4 separate regions of the Mus musculus genome follow, and all the other regions are linked to region 2. A link is a loop called in an ENCODE intact Hi-C map of the cell type or tissue named here. Cell type or tissue: left cerebral cortex. All regions are shown on one strand. Region 1 overlaps Txk (TXK tyrosine kinase). Region 2 holds the start of Nfxl1 (nuclear transcription factor, X-box binding-like 1). Region 3 overlaps Txk (TXK tyrosine kinase). Region 4 overlaps Tec (tec protein tyrosine kinase).

What was found. Hi-C counts contacts between places; a loop is a spot of excess contacts. Peaks named below come from ENCODE experiments on the same cell type or tissue, not always from the same donor. Only the 100,000 strongest peaks of a DNase experiment are listed, where the experiment ranks them.
Region 1: it touches region 2 in a loop (2.2-fold over the local background); 3 of 42 quality-filtered maps call a loop at or near these places.
Region 3: a loop joins it to region 2, with 6 times the contacts of the local background. A loop is called at or near these places in 2 of 42 quality-filtered maps.
Region 4: it touches region 2 in a loop (6-fold over the local background); 4 of 42 quality-filtered maps call a loop at or near these places.

The regions. Positions count from the first base shown.
Region 1 is chr5:72,709,005-72,714,004 of GRCm38, reverse strand. Txk (TXK tyrosine kinase) reads left to right here. Exons shown (of 15, transcript NM_001122754.2): 9 at 1,149-1,223; 10 at 3,589-3,760. Among named protein-coding and RNA genes, the nearest start is that of Txk, 41 kb to the left of the region's middle. In left cerebral cortex, a CTCF peak has its summit at 2,930 (motif pointing right); a DNase peak (open chromatin) is centred at 2,931.
Region 2 is chr5:72,556,012-72,561,011 of GRCm38, reverse strand. It overlaps Nfxl1 (nuclear transcription factor, X-box binding-like 1), which reads left to right and starts at 1,367. Exons shown (of 23, transcript NM_133921.3): 1 at 1,367-1,423; 2 at 1,744-1,998; 3 at 4,667-4,840. The coding sequence starts at 1,746. In left cerebral cortex, no CTCF peak of the experiment used is centred here; DNase peaks (open chromatin) are centred at 1,216 and 2,065; H3K4me3 peaks cover 2,073 bases; H3K27ac peaks cover 473 bases.
Region 3 is chr5:72,697,029-72,702,028 of GRCm38, reverse strand. It overlaps Txk (TXK tyrosine kinase), which reads left to right. Exons shown (of 15, transcript NM_001122754.2): 13 at 1,302-1,420; 14 at 2,778-2,935. Among named protein-coding and RNA genes, the nearest start is that of Nipal1, 52 kb to the right of the region's middle. In left cerebral cortex, a CTCF peak has its summit at 282 (motif pointing right); DNase peaks (open chromatin) are centred at 2,618 and 3,028.
Region 4 is chr5:72,757,534-72,762,533 of GRCm38, reverse strand. It overlaps Tec (tec protein tyrosine kinase), which reads left to right. Exons shown (of 19, transcript NM_001113460.2): 16 at 2,127-2,191; 17 at 4,812-4,930. Among named protein-coding and RNA genes, the nearest start is that of Txk, 7.3 kb to the right of the region's middle. In left cerebral cortex, a CTCF peak has its summit at 2,794 (motif pointing right); no DNase peak of the experiment used is centred here.

The DNA of each region.
Region 1 (5,000 bases), 150 kb before region 2:
GCTGAGGCCTTTGGGATTCACCTAGAAGAGAATCCTGTGCATTAGGTCCTAATCCCTTCTGTTTCCCCACTGGCTAGACTTGTCTCCGCCTCCCACTGGCTAGACTTGTCTCTGCCTCCCAGTCTTTGCACACTATTCACCTGCCTGGGCTTTCCCAACTGGTTTTTGTGGGTGACTCCTTGTCAGTCACTGTCTTCATACCTATGATAATCTTGTCTGAAAGGCCTTCCTAGATCACTCATTCTCTGATAACTACATTTATCCACTTTGTCTGGCTTACCATCGTTGACGTTTTCTTGTGCGTGCACACACTGGTTTATTTCCCACTCCCCTAGAAAGTAGGGCCCCTGAGAGCAGAGGCCGTCAGCATCTCCTTCACCGCTGTCTCCTAACATCAACATAGAGCATGATGCGAACAGACTTTCAGTTAGTAGCGACCGAGGAAATAAATAATGGATGTTTATTGACAAATTTAAATTGGTTGTCTAGAATTCTTTTCATGTTGACCCAATCATATGAAGTCTTATTCATTCGACTATGATACTGTCAAACAAAACAGAACAAAACCAAAACAGAACAAAAGAATCCCACAAAAATCTATTTTCAAAGGGTGTTCAATTTGATGGTTAACGCTTTTGCAAATAATTTGATCAAGTATCCCATTTTGTAAGAGGAAACTTTGGGAGACTAATACAAACATATGTTCAAGAAAATATAGTATATTTTATAACAGCAAAATCTCAGAAATATTTTGGGGTCTATTTATAGTCCTCTGTATGTATAAACTACATGCTTGATAGGAAAAAGTTATATTAAAACATTTATAATTTGTGTACAATGTATGTATGTACTACATACATGCTTCCAAAATATTCAAAGAAAGCTTTGCCAAGTTTTTTTTTTTTTTGGCCAAAGTGATAATAATTCATCGGTGCACACTGAAATGTTGTGAGAGAACTTTGTGTGAACTTTGTGTACAGTGAGTATCTATCAGGAAGGTGTTTTTAGGTGGAGATTAGAGAATTATAATGACCCACCAAATTGTTATACCTAATTATTTAAAGGCAAGTGCTACCTTCCAGTATACCTACTTCTTCCTACTGTAACTAATAACTAGCTTTGATATGCTCATTTTTCTTTCTCCTTAGGTCTCATATCTCGTCTCCGCTATCCCATTGGGCTCCTGGGCAGCTGTTTACCAGCCACATCTGGTTTTAGCTATGGTAAAGTACACACATGTGCTGAGGGAATCCATCCATCCATCCATCCATCCATCCATCCATCCAGGAACCACCCTGAAGATTCCTTAAATTCTCAGTTCGTTTGAAATGTCTATCTGCATATGTTTCCTTTAAAAATGTAAATCTCTTGCTGGAGATGTTGAAATAACCCATCTCCCAGGGCAACGTGAAGTCAGTAGCAATGTTCTGGTTTAGCTTAGCATTTCACCGTGCCTTATGAGGACCTGTCATCCTCCCATTTTGATAAATAACTACTATTCTCTGGATGTTGAGGCTGTTGTTTTCTGATTACAAGGTTTGCTGGGAAATGACTGCTTTCCATGAGAAAAGAGCTGTTGAGTTTAACGGCTCCGCTTCACTTTTGTTCACACAGAATCGCTACCCTCAGATTCAAATCACTTTCTAGCAGGTGTGACATTTACACGTCTGTGAGACTAAATGTCAACCAGGGAAATATTGTTTTCTGACTTGTAGAAAATGCTGTTCCCTTGAATTCCTCTCATTAGCAGGACTCAGATTATATTGGGAAAGAAACAAGGAACAGTGAGAATTATATTGCATAAAAATGACTATGATTCAGGGTCTTAGTTTAAGAATGTTGGAAGGAGGACTTCAGGGTGCTATGGGTACATCTATCATTCCTATATGTAAGATCTTATGTAATTAGCAAGGCAGTTGGCAATTATGCTCTTTACTTTTTCAGGAAAAGATCAACTTTTTTGAACAAAATATGGCATAAGCCACACCTATTGCATAGTGGGTTTTTTTGTTTGTTTTGTTTTTGTTGTTTTTTTGTTTTGTTTTGCCAAGTTTTGAGCACTTTAGGTAATCGAATGAGAAACTACACACTCTGTCTGGCCTCTTCCTGTTCTCACCACTTTGAATTTCGTCTACTGTGTTGGGTGTGGCCAGCTCATTTTCCCTGGGACGGAGGGCTACACTGTCAGGGTTGCTACCTCCTTTACACAGCTATTAGGGTTGTCCCTCAGGCTTAGCTCTTACAAGTACTATAGTTATGAAAGCTCTCGTTTATGTTTAGATGATAAATGTTCAGTTAGGCCCTGCTGTAAGTATAGTTTAGAGTAGTTTTGTCTCATCAAAGGCTAGTCACAATGTTTGAGATTTCCTAGGCAGAATCAATTTTCCAAAGAATCTATACCAAATTCCACTCCTATCAGCAATGTATAGGAATACCAGGCCTATAGTTTCACCCTTGGTAAAAATTCCCTTTAGCCATTTTGTTAAGTGTTTGACGGTATTGGTTTATGGTTTAATTTTGATCCCTCACGATTAGTTATTTTGGCCACGGTTTAATAGGTATAGCAGTCATTTAGATATTCTGTTTTATGAGGCCTGCTGAAGCCAGAAGAGGGACAGAGTTGGGTTTCCTTGAGATGGAGCTCAGAATGGTTTTGAGCCAGCTTGTGGATGCTGGAGATTGAACCCTGGTCTTCTGCAGGAGCAGCAAGCACTCTCAACCACAGGGTCAACTCTCCAGATAAGCAGACAAAATTATGAGTTGTAGTTTATTAATATTTTCCTGTGATAATATTCTATCAAGAAATTCTGTGCCACTGTCAAGGTCATAAATCCGTTTCTCCTGTCACCTTTACAACAGCATTTCCCTGCTGAGTTGGGGACTACTTATCATCATTAATAATCCTGCTAAGTGCATTGTCCTAAAGTTCCAGCAGGTGGCGGTGTTGCTGTAGGGAAAGTTAGGTGCTAAAAAAGTTAAGCTTGCATAGTTTCAAGGGTATTATTTTATAAACAGTTCTTTTTCTCCCCCTTCCTGGCTTGCTTATGAGAAATGAGAAATATACAACAACACAAATTTCACCTTAAACACATGTTTAGATATATGTTGGTTAACAGCCTGGTAATGGACATGTATACAATTACATATATTAGACCCATCCCTAAGGAGAGGCTACGCAAGGCAGGAAGGGTGTTTTAGCAGTGGAATGAGAACAGTAGGAGAAACTGAAACAACAAGAGGAAGTACCTCCGGAAAAGAAAATGCCCCACCCTTAGCACTATAACAAATCCAGGCTGGGGACATCCATGCTTTAGGTCCCACCACTAGTTTTGTTTAGAAAAGTACATGGATATGTGTAATATTATGTTTTGATAGTCTCAGTGCTATATATTCTTGTCTCCAAGCAGGCAATTCTTTTAACCCTTGACATCTTGGATTATATATTGTTACAGATCCTTACCTGTATACCTTTAACATCTATGTAAAACAAGGAGATAGGACTGGATAATTCTGAAATCTTTCGCTCTCCCTTTCTGTCCTTTAACCATCCTTCCTTCACTTTTTAACACGAGTCCTTTGCCTTTCTAGAAAAGTGGGAGATAGATCCATCAGAGTTGGCTTTTGTCAAGGAGATCGGAAGTGGTCAGTTTGGGGTTGTCCACTTAGGAGAATGGAGAGCACATATCCCGGTCGCCATCAAGGCCATCAATGAAGGTTCCATGTCTGAAGAAGACTTCATTGAGGAAGCCAAGGTGATGATGTAAGTGCAAGGTCCTGCCCCACGTACTCACGGCCCCGCCCCTCAGAGTCTCAGACAGAACCTGGACTTTAGAATCAGACACACCTGCACCTGGCTCACGACTCTGCCCAAGACATTGTGTAACCCTGGCAAATTACTTAACCTCTGTGTGACATGCATGAACTATGTCATCCTCAAGTCTATAGAGTCCTCACCTATACAATTGGAAACAACGGGTACTTCTGACATTGGATCGCTGTGTGAGTTAATGAAATGGTCAATGAGAAAGACAAGGAAAGTATATTATGCTTAGCTTAGTGGTAGGTGCTGAGTAAATGTTAGATAAGGGGCTTCTTGAATGAGACAACCTTGGCTGGGAACTCAGGGATCAGACTTTCTGAGGGTGAAGAGTTGAGTGAACAGGAGAAAAACTTCTCACAGGCAGAGACGCGTGTGGGTAGAAATGTGTGTTCCTGCTTCCTGTCATGGTACTTTCTCTACACACGTATTAGAGACGTGTCATAACTCACTGCAGGACAACTGGTAGATATATTTACATTTGTAGCTAGTAAAGCTATTTTCTTGGGACCGGAATGTTCCCCGAGGCTCATAAGACTTGTGAAGCTAATACAACTTAACATGATTCAGGAGTCCAGGAATTTGTAAGAGTCACGAGCCCCTCCACAGGGTTACAGGAACAGTTAGTAATTGCTAGGAAGAGGACTTCCTCTAGCAGGCTAAAAGTTGTGCAGGGAGAGCCAGGTGCGTGGGTGGATTCCTGCGTGCGTGCGTGCGTGCGTGTGGTGGTGTTGAATTGGAGAAGCCTATTAGAAGAATTAAAGATGACAAAGTAGTCAGGTAAATGTGTAAGGCTAGAGTTGGAGAGAGGTCAGGGTAGAGGGCACGAATTTGAGAATGGTTCCCCAGAGATGATATTGAGAACCATGAAACTTGATTCTGTTAGCGACGGAAGAGAAGAGTTGGAAAAGGATATCAGGAGATGTCCTGAGCTCCCGTGTCTCAGGATGCTCTTTCAAGGGAAGACACGGGAGCTGAGGAACTTTGCAAGAAGGCTAAAAAAACTTGAAAAGAATTAAATCCATCTACCAGTGGTCCTATAGTGATTTGTGGAATGTCTAACCAGGGACTGATCCGTGTGTAGAGAAAGTAACATCACAGGAACACACATTTCTATTCACACGCTTCTCTGCCTGTGTGAAGTGTTGGTCCTATTTGTTCAACTGAACCACATATGAGGGTT
Region 2 (5,000 bases):
CATGTTATTAAACAGGTATGTAAAAGAAAAGGAAGGAATGCTTGTTTGAAGCTCTCGATAAATATTAGAATAGTTTATAACTAATGTTTGGAGGACTGGAGGGAATGTGTTCTCAGGAAGGTTTAGTATGGAGATTTGGACAATGTGCTAACGCAGATCTGTGCTACACACCAAGGTTCTATGAGGGTCTCCTTATCATCAGCCACCTCAATATTCCCTCGACATTTACTGGTTTTGGATGAATTATAGGCCATGATGTAATACCTATGTACAAGAAATTAAAAACATGATAGAATTAAAGCTTAGTTTCAGCACAATTACCTCTCTATGCTTTAGTTTTCCCAGTGGTAAAATTGGAATGATAAATAAGGTTATTTTGAATAAAAAAAAATATTGACACAATGGACATGATGATGAAGGCCTGGAGCCCCAACAACTTCTAAGGCTGTGGTGAGAGAATCATGAGTTCAAGAACAGCCTAGATAATATTAAAAAAACTCATCTCAATAAATTATAAGTGTAAAACTTTGTATATGTGCAAACACACACACACACACAGACACACACACATATATATGTAAATATTTTGTACACTCCTGGACACATTGAATGGCATCTAAATATATTTGTGGTAAATGTTGGGAAATTAACTAAGCTGAAGGGTAATTTAAGGATTGTATAACTTCAAATATCAACAAAAATTCAGCTCATTTTCCAAGAGACCACTAAATGAATTTCTGCAATCTATACGTAAAGATTAGCTGCTGGCTTTCAGTTATTTTCCTTAATGAATCTACTGGAGGGAGCAGCCTTGAAAGGAAAAGAAGCAGTCTCTAAGGGAAAGCTTGTTTTAAAGTATAAAAGGTGGTTAATACTAGGGGCTAGATTTCATTGTGAGTTCTGAAAGCTTTCTCCACTCAAACCATTTTTTCCTACAATGCTCCCGTGGCTCTTCTGATCCTGCTCCCCATGGCGTCTTCTGTTTTCTAAGTACTTCCTGGACGAGGACCTGCCTGCTACCTGCAAGCAGCAAGACTATGGCGAGAACAACTGTTTGTGAATTTTGCCCTCTCTGAATCCTGAAACCTCGCGTATTTCCTGGGAGCAGCCGCCAGTAGCAGCATGCTCCCGGCACGCCCACCAACGGAGGCGTCTACTTTTCATGAGCCTCGGAACACTCTGGGAAATGTAGTTCCCCAAAGGCCGCGAACGACCGCGCATGCGCACTGAGCATTCCTTCGTCTCTTCCGGGAAAAAAAAAAAAAAAAAAAAAAGCTGCCTCGCTGCCACGCATTCTGCGGTCCGCGGGCGGAGGCTTCTGGGAGTTGTAGTCCCTGGCGGTGGGCGCCGTCGGTAAGGAGACGTAGCTTTTCGGTGCGGTCCACTTCAGCAGTTGGTTCCCGGCCGCGGCCGCGGCCGCACGGTCAGTTCGCGTTTCTGTGCCTACCGCACTTCTCCTGAGGCTGAGGAGAATTTCCCGTGGCTGGGTTTTTCCTGTCCCGGGTGGGCTCCTCGTGGCTCCGTGCTTCTTTTCTGCCCTCCGTCTTTTCCCTCCTCGCCCGTCGCTCGAGCCTGGGCTTGGCGGGACTCGCCCTCGGGAGACACAGGGCCGCAACCTCCTCAGACCCGGGTCTCCGTGTCGCGGGGTCCGTCCGCACCCAGCCTGACCCTGCGGTCCCTCGGCAGCCGCCTCCATCCTCGGACGCCCGTTCACGCTCCTTCTCCTTTATCTCTCCGCTGCAGGGATGGACGCTCCCTGGCGCCAGGTGGCCGCTGGCCGAGGCCGAGCCCGAGGACGGGCCACCGCAGTGCCCCTCTCAGGAAATGGAGTCCCTTTTGGTGGCGCTGGAGGAGGGCGAGCCAAAGGGTCTGGGGGCGCGGTGTCTTCGGGCCCCGGCCCCGGGGGAGCAGCAGCTCTGGCCCCTGCGGGTCGCGGGCAGCGCTCAGCTGGAGGCGAAGCCCCGCAGCCCCCGGGGGCCCGGGGTGAGGATGGCTCAGGTGAGGATGGCTCGGGTCTCCCGCCCCACCAAACTCCCCAAGTCACTTCCCTACTTATCGCTGGCTGCCAGGGCCCTCCAAGTCTCTCATTCACTTTTTAACAGCTCCCGGAGTTTAGTCTCAGGGAACCGTCTCCATTCAGGCAGATTTTCATCTCATCGCTTGCATCCTCATTTTAATTGATAATTGCCTTTGTTAGTCACTTTCTTCAATTGTGTGCAGCTGATTTGGTTAACTCAGTAAATGGATCGCCAGAGTTTGTTTTCTTTTATAATCTAAGATGTTTAACATCTGTCGTAAAATAGGACCTTGTGCTTTCGCATCTGTGTGTATGGTAACAGCAAGCTAGGCTAAGGTCTCAGAATTCCATTTACGAACAGATTGGGAACTCCATTCTTCATTAATCAACTCGACTTTCAAGACCAGTTGTTGATAGCCATCTTTCCCAGGCTACCTGACTTTTTGGACCCTGTAAGCGTTTTGGTTGTTGTTTTTAACTGATCCCAGTGCAGAAATTCCATGTCTTTCCATGATGTATCAGGTGTTGCCACGATGGATTTGCCAATAGCCTTGGTCCAAGATCTTTTAGGGCGACGTTGAGAGTGTTTATACATAACACTCCAGATAAAAGAGAGTGGTCCCTGAAAGTGTTTTGTGTTTGGAAGGTATTTTTTCAGAAGAGGTTTAAAATTTTTATTTCTGAAATTATAGTAGAATTGCATCAGTTCTCCCTTCCTGCTAGGAGCAAAATTGAGTCTCTGCGTGGGGTTTCCCAGGGTAACTTGAAAGTTAGTTTGCGTTGATTTTGCTGGCAATTGGTCAGTTAATCATAGAGGTGCAGTGTGCTATTTAGAGACCTATGAACAAGTTGGTAAGCTGGCTTGGGTTTTGTGGATAGTAGGAAAGCAAGCATTCTCTACATAGTATATAGTATATAGTATATAGTATATAGTATATAGTATATAGTATATAGTATATAGTGTATAGTGTATAGTATAAAGTATATAGTAGTTGACATTTGTGAGGAAGGAATAAGTTAAGACAATTACCTGGTCACTTTGTGTGGTGACATTCTTCCAAATGGTACTAGGTACATACATGTACCAAGTGTCATCTCTTCCCAATTCAGCTTTTTTTAACAACCCCCCCCCCCCGGCTCATTCCCAGAGATTAATGACCTCCTTGTAATTTTGAGATGTCTCACAGCAGTTACTGCTCTTCTTTTTCTGTGTTCTCAAAGATTTCTAAAGAAAGCCTCATATACATTATCTTCCGTTTTTACCCAAAACAGTCTGTTTTGGTTGATAGTCACCACTCAAATTAGCTGCAATAAGAAAAGGAAAACATTTCCTGAGGGAAAGAAAGGGTACAATATCCTTAAGTACAGATACATCAACTAAAATGAGATTCATTTTGGTGGTGTCTGACGAATGAAGTATGTTTTAGTTAGTGATTTAGAATAGTAAACTTTAAAATTCTCTAAACACGAGCACCAGTGCATACAATTGAGCAAGCTTGTGAGTCTTTTCCTAAAACACCATTGCTGTCTACTGCACTTGTTAGCTGGAGTACATACAAGCGCCAGGATTCTTACTCTCAGAAGCTGGAAGTCTCCTTGGGAACAAGTGTTATTTAGCATCTCTTTTCTGGATAATAGTAGAACAATTCAATCCCACTTTACTTTTTTTGGAGGGGGGAGTGAAATTGTTAGAAGCATGTTTTTTTGTATTAACATCTTGTGTGACCACAAAAATATCAATTTCACTTTGAAGGCTGGAAAGCTTTGAGCCTCCTACGAAGCAGCTAATAAACGCAGTAGAGAAACCGTGGATATTATCATTGTAAAGGTTTTGGGGGCTGGACTGGGTTCCTGAGACTGGTTTGAAGAAGCACTACCTCCTGTCACCCTGGCGTGCTTCCACTGAGTATAGTCCCCATCTCCTAAGTCAGACTGTATAATGTATTTTAATGATTTTTATTATTTATTTATTTTTGAGACATTGTAAGACTATCTTACTACATAGCTAACCCTGGCTGGCCTTGAACTCAGAGATTCACCTACTTATGTCTCTTAAGTGCTAGGAAAAAAATATGTGTGTTGTTGCCATACCTGGTTTGTATAATTTTTTTTTTTTTTTTTTGAGTTTATTATGTAGCTTTAGCTGTCCTGGAACTCTCTGTGTAGACCATGTTGCCCTAAGAGATCTACCTTCCTCTGCCTACAGATTGCTGGGGTTAGAGGCATGTGCCCATGCCTGGCTTGTTTAACATCTCATTCCCATTAATTTTTTTATTGGTGTTTTTATTTAGAGGCTGTTCGTGAAGTGTTGAGTACCATGACTGTATTTTAGAACATGTCATTAGTTTGTTAGTCTTTGCATCTATAGCACTTGATTCTTTTGGGTAGGCTACTTCTAAAGTTAGTGTTTATTGTGTTGTTTTCTTTGGTTCTGTAGTAAGGAATTAGATTTTTTTCCCCCCTCACAATTTGTAAGAAGATATGATGTTCTAAGGGTGACTTTCAAATGTGTGCTTAAAATTGATATAGTAGTCAAATAAACTGGAATCTTACTGATCCGGAAAAAAAAAAAAAAGAGGTGTCATTCTACAGCATGGTTTGCGAGGACACGGATTTGCAGAAATGAAACTCTTTTTGTTTGTCAAGCAGAACTAATGTCTCAGAAGAAATTTGAGGAGATCAAGAAGTCCAATCAAGCTGCAGCCAGAAAGCTGTTGGAGGAGCACTGCAGCTCTTCCTCTGAAGAAGAAGGGGATGAAGACTTGGAAGGAAAACAGGGGAAAATTGTTGCTAATACATTCACAACATACACTACTCACACAGGTATTATCTTACTGATTTGGACATTTGCACTATAAGTAGGATATTTCTGATATTGTTTATAATTTAAAGTACTATAGGATCATTTTTAGTGTGGTCATCTTGTAAAGCTGAGGACATTTTGGTATTTAAATTACATGTTGTTAATCCTAATCTTTGTATA
Region 3 (5,000 bases), 140 kb before region 2:
AGCCCTCCTCTGTTTCCTCTTACACAGTCTTCTCTTTTGAAACAGGGTCTCTTTATGTAGCCCTGGCTGTCCTGGAACTCTCTATGTAGACCAGACTGGCCAAGAACTCACAGATACCATCCTGTTTCTGCCTCTCAAGTGCTGAATTTAAAGGCATTCACCAGTACCTTTAAAACATTTTTCTCTTCCGACTTTATTTTTATTTTCTGTATGGAGGGGTTTCACCTGAATGTATGTCTGTGTACCACGTGCATGCAGTACCTACAGAGGCCAGAAGAGGGCATCTTATTACCTGGAACTGAAGTTACAGAAGGCCGTGAGCCACTCTGTGGGTGCTGGCAACAGACCCTGGGCCCTCTGGTAGAGCAGCCAGAGTTCTTAAACACTGAGCCATCTCTCCAACCTTAGGTAGTCTTTACCGAAGAGGGGCTAAAGGCGAAAGGTGATAGAATATGTGGGGGAAAGTGGGAACATGAAGACAGCAATAATAAATAGCTAAAAAACATCATTATAAGGCTGGAAAGATGGCTCAGTGGTTACGACTGCTTTTCCAAAGGTCTGAAGTTCAAATCCCAGCAACCACATGGTGGCTCACAACCATCTATAATGGGATCTGATGCCCTCTTCTGGTGTGTCTGAAGACAGTTACAGTGTACTTAGATATAATAATAAATAAATAAATAAATAAATAAGTAAAAAAGAACCATTATTGTATATGCAAGAGCCCAAAGCCAGCTGTCTCTTTCCCCATGCATTTCATATTCCTGCATATGAGTCTTAAGAAAAGTTATTTCTAATCTATATAAAATATACATACATTATAATATACTGGATATTTTTCATATCAGAAGTTCTATAAGAACACACTTATCCCCCCTTTTTTTGTGCCACACAAAATATAAGTAAGTGAGAGAAAATGTGGCACCAATTTGGATCCATGTTTTATGACGTGTACGGCTTTTCACTTATCATTTATTTACTACCTTGTTGTTACCTTTACTGTTAGAACACAGGGCTGTTTCTTTGCAGAATTAAGTTCGGACTCTAAAGAACATAAGTACTTCCCCAGTGTTGGGACTGTAGAACTGTAGTTTTCAGAGAGCCGGTGAAATCCAAGGAGACCTGGTTCTAGAGGAGAAAACAAATAAAGAACTATTTCCCTGTCTGCCATCAAGAAAACAAGAGGCACAAGCCCTTTCCAGGGGAAAGGCTGTTTTAGCAGATCCGAGCTGTCAGAGGTGTTTGAAGCAGGTAGGCCTCGGAGGCCATTAACACAGTGTGCTCGAATCCCCTGGTGGCAGGTATGTTTTGGACGATGAATATATCAGTTCTTCTGGAGCTAAGTTCCCAGTCAAGTGGTGCCCACCTGAAGTCTTTCATTTCAACAAATACAGTAGCAAGTCTGATGTCTGGTCGTTCGGTGAGTGCATGCATTTGCTGTCGCTAGGTTTGCTACAAAGGCAGCCTTCTCTTTTCTTCTCTCGCTTGTTTGTTTTTTGATATGATGTAGCATTCTTTTTTGTTTGTTTGTTTTGTTTTGTTTTGTTTTTTTGTTTTTGTTTGTTTCAAGACAGGGTTTCTCTGTATAGCCCTGGCTGTCCTGGAACTCACTTTGTAGACCAAGCTGGCCTTGAATTCAGAAATCTGCCTGCCTCTGCCTGCCTCCGGAGTGCTGATTAAAGGCGTGTGCCACCACCGCCTTGCCATGATGTAGCATTCTTTTTTTTTTTTTTCCTTTTTTTTTCTTTTTAAATTAGGTATTTTCTTCATTTACATTTCAAATGCCATCCCAAAAGTCCCCCAGACTCCCCCCGCCCCCACTCCCACTTCCTGGCCCTGGCATTCCCCTGTACTGGGACATATAAAGTTTGCAAGACCAAGGGGCCTCTCTTCCCAATGATGGCCGACTAGGCCATCTTCTGCTACATATGCAGCTAGAGACACGAGCTCTGGGGGTACTGGTTAGTTCATATTGTTGTTCCACCTATAGGGTTGCAGACCCCTTTCTTAGAATTGGGAACAAAACACCCATGGAAGGAGTTACAGAGACAAAGTTTGGAGCTGAGACGAAAGGATAGACCATCTAGAGACTGCCATACCCGGGGGTCCATCCTATAATTAGCCTCCAAATGCTGACACCATTGCATACACCAGCAAGATTTTGCTGAAAGAACCCTGATATAGCTGTCTCTGTGAGACTGTGCTGGGGCCTAGCAAACACAGAAGTGAATGCTCACAGTCAGCTATTGGATGGAACACAGGGCCCCCAAAGGAGGAGTGTAGCATTCTTTGTAACTCTTCTTGTAACTGCTTTGGTGTCTGGGGTCAGACACCTCCCCACACAGCTCTGCTCTCTTGGTCTTTTCCTTCCCCAGCAAGCTCTTGCCATGAAGCTGTAACAAGACGTCTGGCAACATAAAAGGCAAATACAGCCAAAACTCCCATCCCGCAGAAAGGCTCTGTGCCACCACTGAGTTTCCAGAGTGTTTAATAAGCTCCCTTGTTTAGTTAAGCAGAAGCTCAACTGTTTTTCAGCTTGACAATTTGAACTTAACAACTAGATTAGGAAACACAGCCCACACCCTTCCCTTTATACTTTCAAGGCTTATGGGATTAGCAACCTCGTCTGGGGATCCTCGCACCTTGGTTTCTGAGGGAGGGTGGGAGGAGGAGATGTCCTTGGCTTCTGAGGGTGGAGGAGATTAAGGCCTTGCAATTTGAATGAATCCCTTGTCTTGGTTCCAAGTGACTCTTGTGTTTGCATGCTTTCTTTGCAGGAGTTTTAATGTGGGAAGTTTTTACAGAAGGAAAAATGCCTTTTGAAAATAAGTCAAATTTGCAAGTGGTGGAAGCCATTTCTCAAGGTTTCCGGCTGTATCGTCCTCACCTGGCCCCCATGACCATATACAGAGTGATGTACAGTTGCTGGCATGAGGTAGGTGTCCCTTATTACTGAGACTGTACCATGGCAACCAAAATTGCCTGTTTGCTGGTATGCCCTGAGAGTCAGCGCACCACTTCTCTTATGACGCCCCCTCACCCTGAGCCTTGTCTCGTTTCCAAGCCTTGTCTGCAGGAGATTGGTTCTTGCAGAGACTGGATGTTTCTAAAGCCTCTTGATTAGATGATCCATTATCTTGAAGAACTGGGTGACAGAATTAAGGACAGAATCTGGTTTGCTGAACTTCCCCCCAGAATATGGAGGTTGCTGTTTTATTTACTGCACTTTGCTTCTGTTCACTGCCACTTTCAAGCCTAAAAGTAATGGGTTTCATCTCTCCCTGGCATGTAAGACTCCTCCTGATAGAGAGATTAAACCAGAATAGAAACCAAAGGCAGACTGTGCTGGGAGCCACCACTTGGGAAACCATCACTTAAGGAGTTGCTCTTTTTGTTGAAATGACAAGATTTAGAATGAAGCCAGAGGGGTCGGTTTCTGTCTCCCCTCCCCTCTCCTTTTCTGGGCATCTATTCAACAGCCCTTCTGCTCTCATCAGACTGTGATGTTGAGAGCTCTCCTTGGTAGTTAGCAGGCTTAGCCCAGAAACATCACAGCTTGGTGGTGGTGGTGGTGGTGGTCTCCTGCTGCCTGAAACACAAACTAACTCACATGCATCGTTTGATTCCCAATCCACAGACACTGCAAAAACCAGTATTTCAAGAGTAACGGGATTGTTCATATTCCAGAGAAGTGTTTTATTTAGGATGATCCCAGTGTATGCAGATAGTCATGATTAGCTGTTCCACAAGGAATCACGAAAGACCTGAGGACTGTCACGTAAGCTGTCAGTGGCAACAGGGGGAATGCCTTTCCCATCACAATGTAAATAGCTTAGGCCATGCAGATGGTGGCTGCAGTGATTTGACTTAGAATTTTCCAACTTTATAATGCCATGTTTGGAGCATCAAGCATTGATCTTTTCCTGGGAGAATAGTATTAAGTAGGAGCCTCCCCTGGGATGCTGGGAAGGAGGCCATCTTCCAGGCTGCTGCAGGTCACAAGATTAAACACACGATTACTGCAGACGTTGCTAAGCTGTGGTTTCTGGTAGAGTATTTGCATACAATGCATCTTTAGCTCATGACATTTTAAAGTTAGAATGGGTTTATTAGGAGATGACTGTGTCCCAAGTCCAGGAGTATTAATAAGCAGGCACATGTGCACAGAACAGCGTGATCTTACATATTATTTATGAGCTAGAGAGGAAGAAGGGTGAATAGGAAGATCACAGAAGGAACAAGGAAACAGTCCAAATTGCAGTCAGAAAATTTACTCAAACAATGCACAGACGCACGCACGCACGCACATTGATACAAAGCTCCTTTTTTTTCTAGTTCCAACTCTGCCATAGCTATTTTTTTTTGTAGAGTGTAAGTGAATAAAATTTAATTAATTATGGAAGTCTAATAGCCTAAGTCAAGCCCGGAGGCTCGAGGATGGCCAATCTAACTATATAGAAATACAGAGATGTGTATAGTTTGGGACTTGATATATATTTGTTTGAATGGCTTCGTTAAACTGGCTGTTTTTGATTGTGAGATAATTGGAATAATGTGAACTATTTAAATAAAAAAGATTGCGTTATCCTTGATAAACATGGCAGAGACTCCACCTGTTGAGCCTGACCCTTCCTGCTGAAAGGCCCTGTGATTTACTCCTGGGTCCTTATCAAGGCTCAGGATGCACTCATTGTCTTTCGCTCCCCCCCTCCCCCCCATTCCATGCAATGAGTAGCTCTAACTCCTGCAGGTTCCAAAGATGCCAACAGAGCCATGTCTTTCCCCAGGCAGACAGAGCCAAAGCACACTGCACAGTAACACAGGGAAAGGTGCTCTCATCTCTGCTTCCGAGGTCAAAGGTTTGGTTGACTGTGTGCTCCAGGATCTACAGGGTTCCTGGAGGAGACTGGGAGATGTGCCTTTTGCTTTCTATGTGAAACCCTTCCTGCTAGAGGGGACCAGCATAGTAAGCCAGTACTGATGTGGAATTGGGGACCTCA
Region 4 (5,000 bases), 200 kb before region 2:
CTGTGACTGTAGCAAGCAACACTGTGACTGTAACAAGTAACCATCTACCTTGATTAGTCTACCAAACCAACAGGATTCGCATTGTGTCCACCCTCCTTTAGCCTTAGCTGCCTTGTGATAGAGCGTGGATCTGTTTCCTTGGAGCAGGAGCAGCAGGGTGCTTTGTTTTAACCTCACCTGACATAGGCCTTACTTTTGTACTGTAAGCTCCTTTGATAAGGAAGTGGATATTATTCCTATCTGCAAAGGAAGTGAGTAGAACTGGATAAAATATCATCAGGTGCTGGGGAGATGGAGGAGTTTGGACCCAGAACTTACCTTTAGAGTCAGGACTGTAACTCCGATGTCATCTTTAGATTTAAAGCATAGTAACAAATTGAGGATTTGGCAAGGTTGACTTGATCTCCTCGGTGTGTTGTGGGGCTAGTCCTAGTCCATTCTGAAAATTGGATGTGCAATGTGCACTTCATTGTTTGGCTCACATCTTGTTAAAGTTCATACCATTTAATAGAGGCAACGGGCTTTGTAAACTAGATGTGACATATAACATTAGCTTTGATGATTGTGTGTCGCTATGACAACAGCTAATTGTCATGTAGAAACTCATGAATTAAGCATCGTTCTAGTTTTGTTCTTGGAGAATGGATGCAGACGGAATACTTTCATGACTTGCACTTGTCTGTACAGAATTTATTTTCTTGAAAGTGAGTTTTGAATTTTTTTTGGCCAGTGATATTGATATAAATCCCTGGAAGGTTTTAACACCCTTTAAAGTATTAATCCTGCCAGGCGAGAATAAGATTACTAACACAACCTTTGAGCCAAATTTGAAGCAAGCTTTATTAAATTCTGACCAACATGGTAAATACTAGCCAAGTTCATTCCCGGGATTCCCAGAGAATGCCTGCTAATTACATAAGCCCAGTGCTTATTAAGGCAAACCTATTAGGCTATAGACTTTTGACTTTGTCTGATCAGGGACAAGCATATATCCTAGTGTACTTCCCAGCTACAGTTACACACCTTCTGCTTACATGTGACCAAGCACATCCTGTGCACCTGGGGTAACCACCCTTGTTTACAGAAGTGAGAACACATGGCTTGTGGTCGTAGGCGGGCCACAGTCTTCAGCATTCCAGGAAGTTTCTGTCCTGGAAACAAGTGAAACTTACAGATTAAAGAAAAGTTTATTTTACAGATCTTTTAGGCACAGCAGTTTAAGACGTAAAACGTAACTTTTGCCCTCACAAAAGGAAGTGTCGAATGTGCCTTTCCCCTGAGTAAAGTGTTTCATGGGCTTGCAAGTGACAGTACCATGGCTGTCCTCCCGGGAAGGTGCAGATAATTCAAGAGGTGGGCATTAACTGTCACTTGAGAGAGACTCTTAAATGTGCTCAGAGGAAAGGAGCTCTGGGGAATTATCACACAGGAAAAACAAGCATCCGACGAGTGAGGGAGAAACCTTGCCCCATCAGTTGAGGTGTTAAAAACACCATTATTTTGCTTCTGAGAAGCCCTCTGTCATTCTACCAAATTATTATATTGGTTCATGTAATTCTTGATGGATTCAAGAATACACCAAACCCCAAATAACATATGTGTGTGTTTTACCAGCTGAGTATATTATGTCTTAATATATTAGCAACCTCATACACGATAAAGCAGGTCCTGTGTCTATACTTGGCCATTCTTCTGTCTGTTGAGGTGACCACTCTCAGGTTACTGGTCACTGTGATGATTGTGTGTTTCTACTGTTACCTAGAGAGAATTCATCTTTAATCTAGATTAAAGACTTAAGAGTGTTATCAACATCAGTAAGAAAATCACATAGTAATACAATAGGCCTGGACCAGGAAGAAGGTTGGAATGTCCGTTGATCCTCATGAAGTGTGATGTTGGTAAAGACAGTGCCATAATGCCTTGTGACATTTCTAATCTGTCTTTTTTTCAGGTTGCTTCAGATTTTTGTTGGAGGTACCTTCAGTATGGCTGTAAACAGTTTATATGAACACATGTACAGTTCTTTCTGATGTGGACTGTATTATATTTAGTAGAAAGTGAACTTCTGTTGTTCCTTTTTTTGCAGGACCTTTTAATAAATGTAACGTCATAATCTTGTTTTCCAGGCTGCCAGAAATTGTCTAGTGAATGAAGCAGGAGTTGTCAAAGTATCTGATTTTGGAATGGCCAGGTATGGCTGAGTACTGTGTGCTTTTAAGTGGTCACATTATATTTGAATAATTAATAAGCATGGGAAGGCCTTGGGAAATAGCTCAGAGGATAAATTGCTTCCCTCCCAAGCCTGAGTTTGACCAGAATGCAGGAAAAAATCCAGGAGTGGTGGCTTAGGCTTTGTAACCCCAGAACTGGAAAGGCAGAGACTGGTGGATCTCTGAGGCTCTCTGGCTAGAAAACCCAGATTAATTGATGAACCCTAAGCCGTTGAAAAGAGACTAGGCAGACAGCGTTCCTGCCCATGCAATCCAAGGTTGCCTCTGTCCTCTCTATGCACGAACTGCCCACAAGCAAACCCTCCCCAAACTGAAATAAAAACTCAGGCCTCGGGCCCTGGTTGTAGTGATGCTTGTTGTAATCTAGTACTTAGAGGTGGAGGCGGGAGAATCCGGATTTCAAAGTCATTCCTGGCTATATACCAAGTTTGAGGCCAGCCTGGGCTACATGAGATCCTGCCTTTAAAATTTTAATGTGGGAATGATTTGCACCAATAAAGCAATAAGGAAATCTCTTCAACTGTTGTAAGGGTAAATGAGGCTAATTACTATTGTGGCATTGGTAATTCTTTCCACTAGATGGTAGTAGAGCCTATATAATATCTCTCTCTCAATTTGTTTGGTGATTCAGTGCTTAGTATATCCTTGTTCGCAATGTTTTTAATCTCTTAGTTTTTCTACTTTTACTAGTGTTAGAATAGACGTTTAAGAAGCATTTTGTCTGTCCTCCCCTTTCCCTCTGTCCCTTGAGTCATGCATATATTAAAAATCAGGTGTCTACTGGGTGAGGAGCCTAACCCTGTGAGCCACATCGGTGAGTAAACTGAAGGCTGAGCCCACATGTAGTGCAAACGATGGAGAAAGGAGATACATAGCCCTGGGGAAAGTGACTGTGACAGAGCAGGGTGGGGTCAGCAGACAGTGGCTGTCAGTCCAGTCTGTGCCTTTTGTGCTCCAGATGTGTCGGAAAGGAACTTTTTATTTACAAACAGTTAAAAAAGAGACTAAAAGCATGTCAGGACACCTGAGAATTATCTGAAACCTAAGTCTCTGTCCATTGAAAAAACCAAAAACATAGTGTTATTGAGACTTTCAACTTGCAGTCTTGACTAACTGTTGATACCATCTGTGGTCACTTTCACACTGCAGATGAAAAACCTTGAGCTGTCACACGGACGGTGTGCCCTGCAGATACTGAAATCCTCTGTATTATCTGTTTCGTCTTTCCCTGAAATCTTCTACTGTTCGGTGAAAGAGCTAACTTGGGAGTGGGGGAAGGGACGGCCGCTGGAGATCTGGTGACCAGAAAGGCTTTTCTTGCATGGGAACATTGAGTGAACAACACAGGAGAACCATAGTGGTGCCACCTTAAGTCTGGGACTAGTGTGACCTGCCCAGGGAATCAGAAGAGGGCCAAGGAAGCTGGTCCAGAGGCAGAGCTAAGAGCAGTCAAGAAAGTAGAGCAATGTTGGGTCTTCGGGCCAACACCAACCCCCAAGAAGACGCTGGCCTTTGGTGGCCTGAATGCTATCTTTAGTAGTTTCTGATTCTCGAAGCTGATTACCCAGTCCTCTCTATGTGCTCTAGGTAAAGATAGTTAGCACCTGAAGGGGAACCCTGCACTGTCTATCGCCATTCTTCATATTTGGCTTGCAGAAAGCTGGTACTTTTCCACCAGTCCTTTTAGAACTACTCCTTATGCACTACATTCAGACGTCTCTGACTGACAACTATTTGATCCAGCCCAAGGTGGCATTGTCCACCAGATACCATTTTTGTCCATTCAAGGGGAAGTCGGTGTGCTCATCTGAATCTTTGCTCCTGGCAGCTTTAGCATTGACTTCCTATAAATATGTAATGCATTAACAATCCCTCTGATAAATTCCTGCTGCACATACAGCGAAGGGGCTGAAGTCCTCACATCTGTCACTCATCAAAGATTCTTCCCACAAGTGGTCAATGCTACAGCTTCCATGTGTCTTTCTGGATGGATCTGGAAATGTTCAGATAGAAAAAGAATAAAGCATGGTTTGAGAGTGTGTGTGTAGGGACAGTGTGCTGGTATATAAATATGGTATATTACCATCATCTTAAACCTCCTTTTGCCTCTGATCTTTCTAATGCAGTGCTCTCATTGCTTACGTGTGCTGTAGCTTTAAATTGAGGGACTGTGGGGCTCAGAGCACGGACGGCTCTAGTTACTTGTTACCCCTTCCTGTAAGCAGCTCTTCTTCAGATATTTTGCATGCAGGGCCTTTGGATAAAATTTTGTTCAGAGAACAAAGACACGTACCCTACCCCATAAGTTTGCAACAGTTGTATAGTATTCTGCCTCTGTTACCTCATAAGAGAGAAAGATAAACAGCAGTACAATAAAAGTCCACACACTGGGTCACCTCTTCAGATTCTTAACTCAAGCCGAGGAGCTAGACAGACGTCATTGGGCAAGGCCATGAGCTGAACGTGTGTGTTGCATGTTAGACTGCCGTTACTGTCTTGGTCTGTCTTTGTAAGGGGAAAAACGAAAGCTCACGTCTGACATGCAAAGGTGTGACCCATGCGTGGTGTGTCTCATCCTAGGTACGTTCTGGATGATCAGTACACAAGTTCTTCTGGCGCCAAGTTCCCTGTGAAGTGGTGTCCCCCAGAAGTGTTTAATTACAGCCGCTTTAGCAGCAAGTCAGACGTCTGGTCGTTTGGTAAGGCCCACGATGCACGTCTCCTCCCCTCCCCTCCAAAGAGGAAGCAGACTCATCATTGAGTAACCTT